2 separate regions of the Mus musculus genome follow, and region 1 is linked to region 2. Evidence: chromatin contacts called from ENCODE Hi-C or POLR2A ChIA-PET data. All regions are on one chromosome and are shown on one strand. Each heading gives the region's core, a stretch centred on a gene start or an enhancer-like site at or near the end of the contact. The rest is flanking DNA. Distances are from core to core; before and after follow the strand shown. Region 1 holds the start of Sfmbt1 (Scm-like with four mbt domains 1). Region 2 holds the start of Prkcd (protein kinase C, delta).

Region 1 (6,051 bases), core at 976-3,475, 89 kb after region 2:
TACAGTATTTGCTGAAATCAAGGTCTATGGGAGGAACTGGATGATTCTGAAATACACAATCCAAAAGCAAAAGTTTAGCAAAAAATGTAGGTTTTGCTAAGCAAAAAACAAGGGGAAATTATTTAATAAATGGTGACTGCATAAACAATAACCATTGTAATAGAGGAAGGAAATTAGATCTACATTTTTATCTATTTACTCCAAAACAGAGCAAAACTAAGATTGGATAGATGATCTTAGAATAATAAAATATGCAAAGAAATTATACCAGTAGACAGGTGCATGAAAGCTCACTTTGTTGGCATTCAACAATGAAAACAAAAACAAAAACAAGTAAACAAACAACCAACACCCAGAGGACTAGAATGACAGATGAACTGTAAACTAAAGCAAAAAAGAACATCAGACAGGGGCAACATTCCCTTCAATAACAAAAGTGAAAGATCCTTAAAAGAAAAAAAAAACTTTTTTTTTTTAAGTTAGAAGAGATTCAACTCGAGACAATAGATATGAACAACAGGTTATGTACAGAAGGGGAAATACAGATAGCAAATGGGGAAATTTTGAATGTTTAGTCATCCAAGAAGTGCCAAATAAGGTCACCTTAAACTAGGCATCATTCAATGTAGGGGAGAAAAGTTGTCCCTCAGTGTTTAGGAATGTGCATTCAATTCCTTACACTCTTCCTTGCTGGTGAAAGAACTGGGGCAAGAGAGGGCCATTCACAGCTTTCTACCTAAAAACTTTCCCATTCCTAGAAACTCAGCTCATCTGTGGACCGCATGGATGTGTTAGCAGACAACTGCAATGTAATAAAATACACAAGCAGGAACTATATACCTTAAAAACGACCATGCAAACAAAAAATGTTAGTCATAGTAGCAAATAAATGAAAATGTGTGCTTGCAAGCATGTATCTATGAAGAAGGGTTTTTTTGTTTGTTTGTTTGTTTGTTTTTTGTTTTTGGCCGGGGCGGGGGGGGTGTTGGGAGGGGGTGGGTGGGAGCTCAAATTGTGTAGCAATAATTGAATATCCTTTTATATTCTTCTTTATTTTTTTTTCTTGTTACTTTGTCTTTTCAATGGTGCTTACACTTACAAAAAGAAAAAAATCATCTGGCGTTTGTAATGTGCATATTTCCCAAGGTTGCCCAAAAACATGAGAAAGATGCTAATGGGAGCATCCCAAGACCTTCGTGTGTGTGTGTGTGTGTGTGTGTGTGTGTGTGTGTGTGTGTGTGTGTGTCTCGCCTCCTCTTCTCTAAAAGAAAGGAGTCTTCCTTGAGTAGGAGCCCCTGACTGAGGCCATCTTAGGCTGGAGAGTCTGGTCTCATTGGCACTCCGGGATCCCACAGGCGCTGGGATTTTCTTCTGAGGGAACTTTCTGGAGCAGGTGGGTGTGCTTCCTATTGACACCTGTGCTCGCTGAAGAAGGGTTGAGTAGCCGAACGTAACTGCCTGTGGGCACCTTCCGATTCGAGGCTGATTCACAGCATTTTTGAGCTTCTCCTGAAGCTCTTAGGTCAACCTGTGCCCCTTTGCGGCAGGACAACTCATTTACTGAGCCTGGACATGAGGTACGTAGAGGCGTTCGAGTCGGACTCGGTAGACGAGCACTAGAGTGCCCTGCTAGATCTCAAAGAACGTGTAGGATTCCCGACGTGGTCCGGCGGGCGGGCGCAGCTCCCTCGGCCACGGTATGCGCCCCTTGGGGACCTGCAGAACTGCTGCCTCTCTGCTAATACCATCTTGCTCGAGGTGGTCACGTGCGGGCTACAGTGGCGCGCTTCGCCAGGGACGGATGGATCAGGGACTTCGCGGGGTCCCGAGCCGCTCTGTCCAGAAGCCCGAGGTGAGGTCTTTCTTTCCAGAATCCCAAGCAAGGCCAGGACGCGCCTCCGGAGCCCGAGGACGCCGTCTCCAAGCCGTTCTCCGTCCATGGCGCCGTCGGGGATCAGAGGCTCACGCCGCGACGCCCAGCGCCACGGCCTCGCGGGTGTCTTTCGGCGAGGTGCGGACAGGGGGACGCGAGCAAAGCGGCGGGTTATGGACCCGGGCCCGCGGACGCGTCGTCTCCCGTGCAGCTCCAGCTCCGCGAGCCGGTGGGCTTGGGGAGGCCGGGTCGGGAGTGCCACGCGCGCGAAGCGAGGGGCGCGGGTTGCCGGGAGGGAGGACCGCGGAGCTGGGGGAGGGAGTGGGGGGGCCGCGGGCGCATGCGCCTTGCGTCCGTGCCATATTGGAATGAGTCGGAGCGCGGAGCGCCGCCGCCGCCGCCTCCGCCGGAGCGCGGGTGCAGGGGGGCGGGGAGAGCTGCCGGCCGCCCCGCTCTGCCGGGCTCAGCAGGAAGGAGGGCGCGAGCAGCGCGAGCGGAAAAGGCGCCCCGCGCGGGCGAGCGCCAAGAAGGAAAGAAAGAAAACCGAGCGAGCGGGCGGGCGTGCGAGCGAGCGGGGAGAGCGAGCAAGCGCGCGCGCGAAAACTCCCGTCAGGTAAAAAAAGCGGGGCGGCCGGCTGGGCCTTCCCGCGCGGCGGCCTGAGGGGTGGTGCGGCGCCCTCCCAAAGAGGCCCAGCAACTTTGCCAGCGGGAAGCGCCGGGAGCCAGCGGGCAGCGAGCGCGCGATCTGAGGCGCCAACGGGCGGCGGCGGCGCGTTGGGCGGGGGGGACGACTGGAGTGGGTGGGGGGACGCGGCGCCCGCGCGCGCGGCCTGGCGCGGTCCCGAGGCTCGGCGCGTCGGCCGGCGGGGGCTGCGGGGACGCGCCCGGGCACCTCGCGGACGCGGCGGAGGCCGGCGGCGCCGGGAGAGAGAGAGAGAGAGGGAGAACGGGCGAGCGGCGCGCGTCAGCCCAGCTGGGCGCGAGAGGCCAAAGTGGCCGGGTGGCGGTAGCGGGCTCCCAACTTGCAGGCTCCGGTCCCCTGCCCCCATCGAGCGGCCTCCCGCCGAGCCCCCGCGGACCCGCCCCCCCGGGCTCGCTCCGGGCGGGGCGCGAACCCGCAGCCCGCGCGGCCGCTCAACTTCTCAGGGCCTAGGCGGCGGCGGCAGCGGCAGCAGCAGCAGCGGCGGCGGCGACAGCAAGCGCGGTGGCCGAGTCTGAGCCTCCACCGCAACCGGTGGCTCCGGCCTCTCAGGCGCTTCGCCTGGGGAGGCACCGCCGCCCGACCCCCTGCGCGGATCTGGGGAGCGTCCTGAGGCCGCTCGGCAGGTCCGTGACCGTTTCGTTTTCTGTTCCCAAGTCTTGTTTTGTTCGCTGTAAAGACGCTGGAGGGGCGAGCCCTGTGTCCTGGGAAGCAAGGCCTGCTCTTTGCGGAGCAGAAAAGCCTTGTGAGACTCGGGATAAATTCCCGCGGAAAGGATAGACGTCGTGTTAAGTTTCCCCCCCGAGATGCCAGCTGTTCGCGTGGGGTCTCAAACTAAGCTGTCAAAGCCAGGTCATCTTTAGAGCTTGCGGTGCAGTGGGGTGGGACGCGTCCTGTAGGGCTTTTTTTTTTTTTTTAACTTGGTGGGCGCTCTTCCCCGCGGGTCACTCACAGCAGTTACTGGCCCCAAGTGGTGTGTGTCTTGTGATTGCTGTATTCATCAAAAAGATCTGAAGGAAGTAACATGGAATTAGTCATTATCTGCGTATGGCCTCTCCTGAACCGCGATTTTTAAGATGTCATACTTTATTTCATCTGAAGCAAAATGAATGCTTTGAGCGTGTAACTGTTGTGTCAGCTGTCTAGATGGGGTGGAGGAGGAGGAACGTGTTTTCGTAAGTACACATTGGGGCCTGTTAACTCGCAGCAAATGAACTCTCTTAGGCCACAGGTAGAGTCAGAGTTCAGATTTGTTTGCAGTGTCAGGAACAGCCAGTTGGAACTAGAGGGACCTGAGAGAAGGAGCCAGTTGTGTTATAAGGTTATTACTCAGTTACCATTGGCGAGCCACTTTATCTTTGGGTAGGTGTCTTACCCAGTGTAGTTTTTTGTTTTTTGTTTTTGTTTTTTTTTATCTTCCTTATTATTTGCAAAAGTGGGATAAGTAGATCACCATGCTTTGGGTTCTAAAATTTGGAGACTTCTTAAAATGAGATTTTAAAAAAGTTTTGAAAGGTTCTATCTACATAAAATCACTCACAATATGTGTCTTTTTAAAAATAGATTGGAAAAAACATCTTGTTAGCTAAATCCAGAATAATTCTGTGGACTTTATTTGAACACAGACTTTTAAAGAAGGCATTTCAATATATTTAAGAAGTTACACCTTTCACAGTTTAACAATGAAATCGGGAAAGGACAGTTCGGCCTTGTTTTACATATGCATAAGTCTTGATGGCCATATACACATTAAGATACAGAACAGAGCATTTCCAGCCCTCCCCCCACCAAGGGATTCCTCTAATTGAGTAAACACCTGCCCTTTCCCTAAGGCAACCTCTGGCCTGACTTCTAACTCAACCAATGGATCTTGTCTGAAGCAGGACCCTTTAGAACGTGAAAGGGCAGTATTAACTATTGAAGGATAGCAGGTATCCTTGGAGATGTCATTTTGGTCCTGATGCTGTACTGGTGTAGGGTTCCAGTATCTACAGGGTCTTAAGACTATGACCTTTGGTCTTTGTGGTCAGAAGGACTCCCCCCCCCCCCCAAGACAGGATTTCTCTATATAGCCCTGGCTGTCCTGGAACTCACTCTGTAGACCAGGCTGGCCTCGAACTCAGAAATCCGCCTGCCTCTGTCTCCCGAGTGCTGGGATTAAAGGCATGCGCCACCACACCACTGCCCGGCTTCAGGAGGACATTTTTAACTGAGCAGTTTTTGGTGTGTTAGGATTGTGGTTTCTGGGGGTCTTTATGTTTATAGTCGTTATATTATTATATCATTTCCCATTTTGGGATACAGATTTGTAGAGAGTAGGTTTGAAGGAAGAAATTATGAATTTTTGAACAAGTTAAGAGTTAAAGGTGTCAGATGAATTAATTTTGTTAAGCTTAGAATTTGCAAAGACAATTGAATGAAAATTGATTTTTTTAAAAGTCTAGTGAATTCATAATATGGGTATACTGCTTTAACTACCTTTAAAATGACAGTTTTTTTTTTTTTTAGTTTACTAATATTTTCTTTGTTTGTTTGTTTGTTTTTTGAGACAGGGTTTCTCTGTATAGCTCTGGCTGTCCTGGAACTTACTCTGTAGATCAGGGGCTGGCCTCGAACTCAGAAATCCACCTGCCTCTGCCTCCCAAGTGCTGGGATTAAAGGCATGCGCCACCACACCTGGCTTTCTTTTCTTTTTTTGTCTTTTATTTATCTAATTTTTACACTCCAGATTTTATCTCCCCCCCACCCCTCACTCCAACTGTTCTACATCCCATATGTCCTCCCCACACCCCTGTTTCCAGGAGGATGTCCCCAACCCCCAACCAACCAGACCTCTAAACTCCTAGGGGCCTCCAGTCTCCTGAGGGTTAGGTGCATCTTCTTTGACTGAACCCAGACCTGGCATTCCACTGCTGTATATGTGTTGGGGGCCTCATATAAGCTGGTGTATGCTGCCTGGTTGGTGGTCCAGTGTTTGAGAGATCTTGAAGGTCCAGGTTAATTGAGATGCTGGTCCTCCTCCTCCTTCTTCCAGCCTTTCCCTAATTCAACCACAGGGGTCAGCAGCTTCTGTCCATTGGTTGGGTGCAAATATCTGCATCTGATTCTTTCAGCTGCTTGTTAGGTCTTTCGGAGGACAGTCATGATAGGTCAGAGCTCCATAGCCTCTGTAATAGTGTCAGGCCTTGGGGCCTCCCCTTGAGCTGGATTCCACTTTGGGCCTGTTGCTGGACCTTCTTTTCCTCAGGCTCTTCTACATGTCCATCCCTGCAGTTCTTTCAGACAGGAACAATTATGGGTCAGATTTTTGACTGTGGCATGGCAACCCCCCTTCCTCATTTGATGCCCTGTCTTCCTGTTAGAGGTGGGCTCTATAAGTTCCCTCTTCCTACTGTGGGGCATTTCATCTAAGGTCCCTCCTCCTGAGTTCTGTGAGCCTCTCATCTCCCAGGTCTCTGGTGTGTTCTGGAGGGTTCCC
Region 2 (5,245 bases), core at 1,397-3,896:
GCTGTTGCCAGATAAACGGTGTGAGGGCCCAGCAGCAGTCACAGTTCTGAGTCACCCTTACAGTCCCCATCGGAGCTACAGAGACTGGGGGCCGCTTGGGTGGGGCTGAGCAGAGGCAGGTCCTGACACTGTGAAGAAGCCCTCCTCGTAAGCAGCCTAGTCAGGGAGACAAAGGAGGCAACCTACACGCCACGTGTGGGAAATATGGTTGGGAACTCTCTGGGTTCCCATTCATCCCAGATTCCAGAAGGGGACACACAGCCAGGGACAGCCCCACGTAAGCCTTCACTTGCACACCACTCGCAGTGTGGCCAAGACTGCTGAAGAGCCATCGACCTCTGAGCCCTCACTTTCTCCATCCCACAAAAGAAGCTCAACATAGTGGCGAGGCTGGGCTTGGGACTCCTGCTCTTAAAGGGCATAGTAAGTATTTGACTCCATTGCTTTTTGGTCCAGACCCTGAGGTCTCAATCATACCATTATAACCCCAGGACTTGTCCCTAGCTCTCTTCATCTCTCCAGGAGCCAGGGCTGGGCTTGTGCACGCCAAGCACACACACAGTGCTTCCTGCTCCCATAAACTCATGGGCAGCCGGACACTCACCTTCCCTCACCTCCTAGCACACCCCTCCTGTTGCTATTACCCACACTCAACCTCTCTGTTACCCACAAGCCCCATCACTCCTCAATACACACCCGCAGTTTCATACAGTCAGACTGTGAGTCTCCTACCAGTCACCCTTTGCTACTGGAGTTCCATATGGCAGTGTCACCTTCCACACAGTCCTGTCATATACCTGAGCCTTTACAGTATCGTACAAAGATACTGTCACTGAGAAACAAAACACACACACACACACACACACACACACACACACAGAGCAGCCGCCCTCTGCTGGCCTGTTCACCACACCCCAATCTAATCCATAGCAGGAACGAGGAAACCCAGTCCCCTCCTCTGTCCCTGATCAGCTTGGTCATAGAGGATCAGTAGCAGAGGAAGAAGAACCGAATATGATTAGAGGCACGCTTACACACAAGCCTAGGGGGTCGGCACACCGATAGCGTGGGCTCCCACAATTAAAGGAATGAATGTACTCTGGCCAGAGGGTTGTTGTGATATAATGCACAGACCTTTGGAACACACAGGGACACAGAGACATGAGCAAGCCAAGGCACAAAATATACAGGGGAAGCCTCTACATACAAGGCATGATTACCAAGTTGCACGGGGCACACACCAAGCCTCAGAACACACAGACAGCCATGAAGTATATGCAAGTCACACGTGAAAAAGGACACATTCACAGGGGAAGTCCCACTATGACAAATAATACACAAAGAGACAAGATACACACTATACTCACAAGTCCAGACACAGATACTACAGCAACAGAAGCCAGACTCCTCCGAGGGCCCAGGGTAGCGGCCAAAGGAAAAAGGGATCTCCCCCACTCAGTCTAAGTCCTCCAGGTTTGAGTGGGGTGCTGAGTGAGGCTCCCTTCTCTCCCCTCCCCTGTATAAGAGAGTTGGGGAAGTGGGAGCAGTTGTGATGGTGCTCCCTCTCCACTGCCAGCCGGCAGGGCAGAGCACTCCCGTCACTGCTGTCCTCATCACCTTACTGGGCCCCCAGAGGGGGTGGCGTCTCTCCAGTGGGACAGAGACTGACAGCACCAGGCAGAGACCACCCGGAGAAGGGACACGGGGGATCAGAGAGGACAGGGGAATGGTGGAGGCTGGAGCCACGCCCAGCTCAGAGACAGATGGAAAGCCAAGAAAGACACCGAGACTGAAAGAAGAGATAGGGCAAGGAGGCGGCGCCGTGAGAGTCCGCCCGCCTGGGACCCAAGCACTGGAGGCTAGGGAGACAGGCGGCCCGCCCTCCGCCCGGTGGTGAAAAGGACCGGAGACTGGACTGGCAGGGGCAGGCGAGCGTGGGCTGGGGGTGCGGCTCTGGGAGGACTGGGTCGAGGGGACGGCGGATCTGGTGGGGGTGGGGAGACGGAGTACACGGACGGCGAGGGGCAAACAGACCTGGCCTGGGAGCAGAGGACCAGGCAAGAGGGGGTGGGGACCGACGAATGTGCAGAGTCCCCTGAGAGATTTGAGAAGATCGGACGGTCCCTCGGCGGGGATAAAGACACACAGGGGTGGAGTAGGGGGTTAAAGATGCTGGGAGTAGTCGGGCCTGGGCTCCAGCCGTCGAAGAGAGGGTCAGACCGACCAGGGTATGGAGGCACCGGCGGGTCTCCGTGCTCGGCGGGACTTTGGCTGCTCCTGGCTCAGTTTCTCAGTTTCAGAACCAGGAGCCAGAGAAGAAAGCGGGGAATGGAGACTACGGGCGAGGAAAAGGGGGAGAAAGGCCGCTGCGCCCTCGAGTTAACTCGGACCCCGCGCCCGGGCCCAGCTCTCACTCACCTCCCGACGCAGGGCCAGGCGCCAGGGGTCCCGGCGAGCCGGGGTCCGTCTCGTGGCGCGGCTCTCCCGGATGCGCGTGGACGGGGAGGTAGGCACAAGTCTGATCCGGACGGGTCCGGAGGCCAGTGGGGACCTCCCGGGTCCCGGCTCGAAGGGTAGATGTCCACGGGCCGCTCGCGGGATCCCCGCGGCCGCCGCCTCCTGCTCTGGCGCCGCGGCACACGGAAGTGCAAAGGGGAGGGGCTGCGCGACCTCACCCAGGTGCCGGCCCCGGTCCCGCCCCCACTCAGGACCCGCCCCACGGGCGCCCGCCCCTTCGAAGCTCCGCCCACGTGAGCTGGGGGTCCAGCGCGTCTCAGCCTCTTTGAGTTGCAAGTCCTTGGGTCCCCAGATCTGTTAGCCGTCTCTGGCTCTTGTGGCGCCTCGCCTGCCAGTGGCACGCAGGCCATCCCATCTCAGGGGACTAATTTATAGAGGAGGACTCCGAGGCCAAGTTGGGGGGTGGGGTTGAGCACTGCACACACAATGGAGCCCAGGAGGCACCGACGGGGCTTCCCCAACTACTTGCGCCCACACCCGGGACTCCCCACTGGCCAGCTGGCCCGCCTTGCCTGGCCTCATTCCTCTTCCTGCTGGCTTGAGCAGAGCCACGCCGCCAGGCCTGCCGGTTCCAGTCCTGCCCGAGAGAAGGAGCTGGGAGGTCTCCAGGGCGAGAGGTTCTAGCCAGTTTGTCTCAGCACTGCTCCTCAGACAATTGTGGGAATTGCCTCTGCCCCCATCTCACTGTCTTTCCTGAGCCCACGGTTCAGAGCTCCCCTTGCTCAGTCAAGCTCATAAGAGGGATTTGATTGTCAGCTGTAACTCATTCACTCATTAAGGGTCCCCTGGGCCCAAAGTCTGAGCACCAAATGGGAGCCAGGGACTCCATTTTTCTGTCCCCAAAGCCCAGAACACTAAGCTGTTACATTATACTTACCCAAAGAAATGACTTCCTGGGCTGGGCAGATGATCGTTTTTTCTAGCACGCAGAGAGCGCTGTGTTTGACCCCCACCACAGAGTAAACCACAGATGGAGGCTCAGAATAATACTCCAGTGCTCAGGGGGAGAAAGCAGGAGAATAGAGTGTGGACGCCAGCCTGTTCATGAGAGACCTTGTCTCAACAAAACCAAACAAACGAGAACTCTTCCTGGGAGGATACAAGAGGGTTCTAATAGCCCAAGATACCTAAGTTCCTTCTGGAAAACTACCTAGAAGGAATAGAAGTCTAGACAGCTCTTTGCCGACTGAGATCAAGAGAAGTGCTGCTGCAGGGGCTGGTGAGATGGCTCAGTGGGTAAGAGCACCCGACTGCTCTTCCGAAGGTCAGGAGTTCAAATCCCAGCAACCACATGGTGGCTCACAACCATCCTTAACGAGATCTGACTCCCTCTTCTGGAGTGTCTGAGGACAGCTACAGTGTACTTACATATAATAAATAAAAAAATAAAAAAAATAAAAAGAGAAGTGCTGCCCCACCCGTGGAGGCTTGAAACTTCCAGGGATGGGGGACCCTGGCAGAGATGTGGGGCTCCAAACCTTATTTTAAATGTACATTGGGGATTGAGCTAGAGAGAGGAAACCACAATGACTCGTCCCTTCTGTAGAAAGAGGAAGGCTGCTGCTTCCCTCTACCCTGAAAGAAAGAGGACCCAGTTTGAAAATTAGTATTTAAGTCCCCAGTCCTGATAACTGTCCCCACCCCATGACAGTGGATTCTTCCCACAAAGTTGACTGGGCAAATTGGATTCCTTCTGGAACCTTCTGCCTCACATCAGGCTTGTAAGCATGCTGTTTCCTGGGTCATTTCCTATTAACATTCCTCTACCTGTCTCTGCTGTGTCTCTTCCCATCTGTGACTCCCTGATGCTCTTCCCATCTATGCCCTTTCCATCAGCTAAGGGACCCTATTCTTTTTGTTGTTGTTGTTTTGTTTTGTTTTTTTGAGACAGGGTTTCTCTGTGTAGCCCTGGCTGTCCTGGAACCCACTCTGTAGATCAGGCTGGCCTCAAACTCAGAAATCTGCCTGCCTCTGCCTCCCGAATGCTGGGATTAAAGGTGTGCACCACCACGCCTGGCTTGGGACCCTATTCTTTTTTTTTTTTTTTTAATATTTATTTATTTATTATATGTAAGTACACTGTAGCTGTCTTCAGACACTCCAGAAGAGGGCGTCAGATCTTATTACAGATGGTTGTCAGCCACCATGTGGTTGCTGGGATTTGAACTCAGGACCTTAGGAAGAGCAGTCGGCACTCTTAACAGCTGAACCATCTCACCAGCCCCCGGGACCCTATTCTTTAGCTTACTTGGGAAAGCTAAACTCTTGAGCTGAAGGAAAGGGTGTGCGGGGGTGAGCTCAAGTGACCTTTGCCCACCTGGAGTTGGGTTTCACCCTATCTGGCTCCTCCTCCAGATCCGCAGCAGCCAACCTAGCCTCTCCCTCAACATCAACAAAGGACCTACCCTGTGCCAGGGACCACAGCGGGAGAGCCAGCCATTGGGGAGCTCTAGATTCAGCCACTAAACCTTTCTTCCCACATGCTGCCTTCTGCCTTGGGAAAAGGAGATGAAGAAGACTGGGTGGTTGGGGATGGGGTCTACCCAGTACTGGGCCTTGTCTTAGGTGCTAGATATGTGTCCTGCATATGATCTTCAAACCCAACTTTGGTGACTAGCAAGGGGAACTGTGATATAAGGAAATGTAGAGTAGCTAAGATGGCCATGTTCTGGCAAAGGCACAAGAGCAGTGCGTGGTGGGCTTCTCTCCAGAGACTGGCCTGGCCCAA

Evidence for each region. Hi-C counts contacts between places; a loop is a spot of excess contacts on that map. ChIA-PET counts read pairs that join two places held with the same protein, here RNA polymerase II (POLR2A).
Region 1: a map of T-helper 1 cell shows a loop between it and region 2 (2.1-fold over the local background). The contact joins the promoter of Sfmbt1 here to the promoter of Prkcd in region 2. A Hi-C loop is called at or near these places in 2 of 37 maps with a recorded cell type or tissue (T-helper 1 cell and T-helper 2 cell). POLR2A ChIA-PET finds 5 or more read pairs at or near these places in 2 of 5 experiments (Patski and embryonic stem cell).

The regions. Positions count from the first base shown.
Region 1 is chr14:30,713,390-30,719,440 of GRCm38, forward strand. It overlaps Sfmbt1 (Scm-like with four mbt domains 1), which reads left to right and starts at 2,226. Exons shown (of 21, transcript NM_001166532.1): 1 at 2,226-2,486.
Region 2 is chr14:30,623,562-30,628,806 of GRCm38, forward strand. Prkcd (protein kinase C, delta) reads right to left here and starts at 2,647. Exons shown (of 18, transcript NM_011103.3): 1 at 2,419-2,647.